Regions from separate parts of the Homo sapiens genome. Here region 2 is linked to region 1. Evidence: read pairs that join two places in POLR2A ChIA-PET (ENCODE). Cell type or tissue: PC-3. All regions are shown on one strand. Links, peaks and the distances in the headings refer to the core of each region. The heading gives the core; the rest is flanking DNA.

Region 1 (2,926 bases), core at 209-2,708:
AGAATGAGTTAGGGAGGAGTCCCTCTTCCTCAATTTTTTGGAATAGTTTCAGCAGGAATGGTACCAGCTCTTCTTTGTACATCTGGTAGAATTCAGCTGTGTATCTATCTGGTTCTGGGTTTTTTATGTTTAGTAAGCTATTTATTACTGACTCAGTTTCAGAGCTCATTATTGGTCTGTTCAAGATTTAATTTCTCCCTGGTTCAGTCTTGGGAGGGTGTATGTGTCCAGGAATTTATCCATTTCTTCTAGATTTTCTAGTTTATGTGCATAAAGGTGTTCATAATATACTCTGATGGCTATTTGTATTTCTGTGGGGTCAGTGTTAATATCCCCCTTGTTTCTGATTGTGTTTATTTGAATCTTCTCTCTTTTCTTCTTTATTAATCTAGCTAGTGGTCTGTTTTATTAATTTTTTTCAGAAAACTAGCTCCTGGATTTGTTGATCTTTTGAATGCTTTTTCATGCCTCAGTCTCCTTCAGTTCAGCTCTGATTTTGCTTATTTATTGTCTTTTGCTAGCTTTGGGATTGGTTTACTCTTGGTTCTCTAGTTCTTTTAGTTGTGATGTTAGATTATTAAATTGAGATCTTTCTAACTTTTTTGATGTGGGCATTTAGTGCCATAAATTTCCCTCTTAATACTGCCTTAGTTGTGTTCCAGAGATTCTGGCATGTTATTTCTTTGTTCTCCTTAGTTTCATAGGACTTCTTGGTTTCTTTCTTTTTGTATGGAGTTTCGCCCTTGTGGCCCAGGCTGGAGTGCAGTGGTGCAATCTGAGCTCACTGCAACCTCCATCTCCAGGGTTCAAGTGATTCTTTTACCTCAGCCTCCTGAGTAGCTGGGATTACAGGCACCCACCACCACACCCAGCTAATTTTTGTATTTGTAGTAGACAGGGTTTCACCATGTTGGCCAGGCTGGTCTCAAACTCCTGAGCTGAGGTGATCCACCCACCTTGGCCTCCCAAAGTGTGGGGATTACAGGCGTGAGCCACCACACCCAGCCAGGACTTCTTGATTTCTGCCTTAATTTCATTATTTACCCAAAAGTCATTCAGAAGCAGGTTATTCAGTATCCATGTACTTGTATGGTTTTGAGTGAAATTGCATTGTCTTGATTTCTAATGTGATTGTGCTGTCTTCCAAGAGATTGTTTGTAATGATTTCATTTCTTTTGCCTTTGCTGAGGAGTGTTTTACTGCTGATTATGTGATCAGTTTTCAAATATATGCCATGCGGCAATAAGAAGAATGTACATTCTGTTTCTTGGGGATGGAGAGTTTGGTAGATGTCTATCAGGTCCATTTGATCCAGTGCTGAGTTTGGGTCCTGAATATCTGTGTTAATTTTCTGTCTTGATTATCTGTCTAATATTGTCAGTGGGTGTTAGACTCCCACACAATAATAGTCGGAGACTTTATGTCTCTTTGAAGGTCTCTAAGAACTTGCTTTATAAATCTGGATGCTCTTGTGTCACGTGCATTTATATTTAGGATAGTTAGATCTTCTTGTTGAATTGAACCCCCACCATTATCTAATGTGCTTCCTTGTCTTTTTTTAATCTTTGCTGGTTTAAAGACTGTGTCTGAAACTAGAATTGCAACACCTGCTTTTTTCTGTTTTCCATTTGCTTGGTAGATTTTTCTTCATCCCTTTATTTTGAGCCTATATATGTCATTGCATGTGAGGTGGGACTCTTGAAGACAGCATACCAATGGGTCTTGGTTCTTTATCCAGTTTGCTACTCTGTGTCTCTTAATTGAGGCATTTAAATCATTTACATTCAAGGTTAGTATTAATATGTATGGATTTGATCCTGTCATCATGCTGTTAGCTGGTTATTTTGCAGACTTGTTTATATGGTTGCTTTGTAGTGTCACTGGTCTGTGTACTTCAGTGTGTTTTTGTAGTGCCTGGTAATGGTCTTTCCTTTCCATATTTAGTGCTTCTTTCAGAAGCTTTTGTAAGACAGGTCAGGTGGTAACAAATTTCCTAAGTATTTGCTTGTCTGAAAAGTATCTTATTTCTCCTTCACTTATGAAGCTTAGTTTGGCTGGTTATGAAATTCTGGGTTGGAATTTCTTTTCTATAAGTATGTTGAATATTGGCTCCCAATCTGTTCTGGCTTGTAGGGTTTCTGCTGACAGGTCTGCTGTTAGTCTGATGAGCATCCCTTTGTAGGTGACCTGACCTTTCTCTTTACCTGCCTTTAATATTTTTTCTCTCATTTTGACCTTGGAGAATCTGACAATTATGTGTCTTGGGGATGATCTTCTTGCAAAGTAACTTCTGGGGTTCTCTGAATTTCCTGAATTTGAATGTTGGCCTCTCTAGCTAGGTTAGGGAAGTTCTCATGGTTGATATCATGAAAAATGTTTTCCAAGTCAGTTCAATTCTCCCCGTCTCTTTCAGGAACACCAGTGAGTCATAGATTTGGTCTCTTTATATAGTCTCATATTTCTCAAGAGGTTTTGTTCATTGATTTTCATTACTTTTTCTCCATTCTTCTCTGACTCTCTTATTTCAGAAAGCCAGTCTTCAAGCTCTGCAGATTCTTTCCTTGCTTGGTCTATTCTGCTATTAATACTTATGATTCCATTATGAAATTCTTGTAGAGTGTTTTTAAGCTCTATCAGGTTGGTTACATTATTTTCTATACTGGCTATTTTGTCTGTTAGTTCCTGCATTGTTTTATTATGATTTTTAGCTTCCTTAGATTGGATTTTAATGTACTCCTGTAGCTCAGTGATCTTTGTTCCTATCCATATTCTGAATTTTATTTCTGTTATTTCAGCCATCTCAGCCTGGTTCAGCACCCTTGCTGGAGAGGTGATATCATCATTTGAAAGAAAGAAGGCACTCTGGTTTTTTGAGTTGTCAGGGTTCTTGCACTAATTCTTTCTTATTTTTATGGGCTTATCTTAC
Region 2 (2,926 bases), core at 110-2,609, 340 kb after region 1:
CATTTATCTTCACACAGGGAGCAGAGATATATGTAAAAGGACATTCACTGAAGCACTGTTTATAAGAGCAAAAAAACAGAACCAAGTTCTATATCTAACAATAGGGTACTGATTAAACAAATTATAAAACATTCCTCAGTGGATTTATATATGCCAATATGGAAACCTTTCCTAGATAAAAAGGTGGAAATGCAAGTTTCAGAATAATAGGTATATATAATCTTATATATGGAGAAAAAAGGCTAAAGGATATATATTATATATATTTTTATATGTTTGCATATACCCAGAAAATTTCCAGAAGGCTATATCAAGAACTATTTAATAATTATTCTCTTTGGGAAGTGAGATTGGATGTGAGGCACAAAGAAACTCATTTTTTTTTTTTGTCATTTCTTCAGTTCTGCACTATTTAACTCGTTTTGCAATATCCACATGCTATTTTTATAATTCAAAAAAAGCTGTATTAAAAACAACTTGATTTTTTAGGAGCTACACATTATAGTGTTTAAACAACTGATTTTAATATGACAAGTGCTATGCTGTTATGTATATATAGCTCAACAAACACATTGATTGCATGCATGCTTGTTCTAACTCAAACACTAAACTAAAGCACTGAGAATATTAATATTTCACATAGACTATCAGGACAAATGAAGTACTGATAATACACACTTAAGGATATTTTAAGAATATACTTCCAAGTCGGGGCAGGGGCCACAGGTGGACCTTGCTTCCTTAACAACAACGAAAAAGAATATACTTCCAGTGTACTCTCACTTAGGGTGTTTGAAAGTGACTAGATTCTTACATCCTTGCCAACACCAGAACAAAAACTTTTAAATCTTAAGCAGTGTGAAAGTAAATAAAACATAGCATCTGATCTATTATTTCATTTATTTCTTACAAGTGGATCAAGCATTCTTCATGTGTTTACAGCCATTTCTTTTCTAAGAACTGCTACTACCTTTTTTAGTAGGCTTAGTATTTTTTCTTAATAATTTCTAATTTTAAGAAATGTTTTCCCAGTGTGCCATCTGTCTTTTACTTTACTTAGTGCTCTTTTTTTTGTACAGATGTTTTTTATTTTTATGTAATTGAATTCTCAATCTTTTCTTCAATGATCTTTGGGTTTTGTATCATGCCATCTTCATCCCTAGGGTTGAAAAAAACTTTCCAATTGTTTCATGATTTTATTTCTTTTTTTAATATTTAAAGCTTTGCTCTATAGAAACTTAGTTTTGGTACTTAGCAGTGATCCAGCCTATTTTTTTCAAAATAGAGTATTTTTAAAGATGTTTTTAAATATTTACAGAGACAAAAACAAAAAGTATTTTTAAAAACTAAAATAACTTCAATTAAGCTAAACTACAGTTCACATTTTGATATTGTTGAAATACTATTAACATGTTCATCTATGTGTTACGTATGCACATGTGGACTTAATAGCCCACTTAATATTATACTGTGAAAAGTCTATAAAAATGCAATTGTTTTGGCTTCATGATACTATTGTGGATGTGCCATAATTTACTTAACCATTCAGCTATTATTGAACAAATAATGACTTATTTTTATAACAGCAATAAACATCTCTGTACATAAATCTTTGTCCATAACTCTGATTATTTAAGATTACTTATTCTTAAGTATATAAGTATATATAAGAATATAAGACATATTCTTATATAGCTTTCCAGAATTTTACTATATTCAAAGTTTGAATTTCAAGAGATACGGAGGAAAAAAGCACACAAGCAAGAGACACAGACATAATTTCTGCCCCAGAGACTCTGATACCAGTGAAAGTAGACATACTGTGGTGATAAATTTGATCTTAATTTTATGCTATTTCTCTTTCCTTTAATAACAAATTTGTTAAGACTATGTTTCCAACTTGTGATTTCTGAGCTGCCTAATGCCTGATATATATGAACTCAGAAAAAAATGGTTGAAATGTATCCTCAAAATGTATACTTTTCTCAGTTTATCAGATCTTTAAATAAATGTGCAACAGAATTGAGGTAAGGTGCAATGAAAATCTAATTCAAAGAAAGATCTAGGTGAATGGGTGTAGACACTAAGGTACATATATAAAATAATACACACCTTCAAAGTTTTTGATAAGAGGCTTATGACAGTAAATGGTATAAAGTGATAGAACCATAGAGAATCCACGTGGGAGATATTCATTCAGCAATTCAAGTGCTGCTACTAGAGAACCGCTCCTAGGAGTCTTGGTGTTCTATCTGCTAATTTCCTCGCAATTCTTTCAGCTTAAGAGACTTTTGACCAACTGCTATTTCACTGAATCCAATGAATAAGACAATCCTTGGAGGGACAAAAGCCATTATCAAAGAACATATTTCTCTTTCTTGCAGCTGGAGAGGGGACAGTAGTACCATTTAGCTCTTCTTACAAAACAATCAAGACTCCAACCAAGTGTCTTTAAACAAGTTCATATGTTAACTAAAAGCTATTCATGGCTTTTCTTTCTTACATGACTCCTCCCCTTATTTAAAAAGCAAGCTGACTTGTATTTATTAGTAATAATGCACCTAAAATCTTCAGCAACTAATTCTTGTCTCAAAATACTCAGAAATAAACAGTCTATACATTTAATCTTGAAGAAATCTCTCAGAGCCTCTGTCCTCCTCAATCTCAATACAGTATCCCTTTATCTTCCTTTCACTTCTTTCCTGTATTTATGTCTTCTTTTTTGGTTTATATCCAGTTTTCATGGAGCATATGTTCCAAAAACTTACTGAGAAAGAGGATTGGAAGTGGATTTTTGATACCTTACATGGCTAAAAACCCAGAATTCTAAGTTGGAATTAATTTTCTCTCATGAATCAACTGCTCCAATGCTTCTAGCTTTCATGACTGTTCTTGAGAGGTCTGAAGGCACTCTGAATCCAGATCT

Evidence for each region. ChIA-PET counts read pairs that join two places held together with the same protein. Peaks named below come from ENCODE experiments on the same cell type or tissue, not always from the same donor. Only the 100,000 strongest peaks of a DNase experiment are listed, where the experiment ranks them.
Region 2: POLR2A ChIA-PET joins it to region 1 with 6 read pairs; 2 of 35 experiments call an interaction of 5 or more read pairs at or near these places.

The regions. Positions count from the first base shown.
Region 1 is chr1:117,843,493-117,846,418 of GRCh38, reverse strand. No RefSeq gene overlaps it. Among named protein-coding and RNA genes, the nearest start is that of GDAP2, 85 kb to the left of the region's middle. In PC-3, for the core only: no CTCF peak of the experiment used is centred there; no DNase peak of the experiment used is centred there; H3K27ac peaks cover 627 bases.
Region 2 is chr1:117,507,279-117,510,204 of GRCh38, reverse strand. All of the region lies in intron 12 of MAN1A2 (mannosidase alpha class 1A member 2), which reads right to left. Among named protein-coding and RNA genes, the nearest start is that of TENT5C-DT, 97 kb to the left of the region's middle. In PC-3, for the core only: no CTCF peak of the experiment used is centred there; no DNase peak of the experiment used is centred there.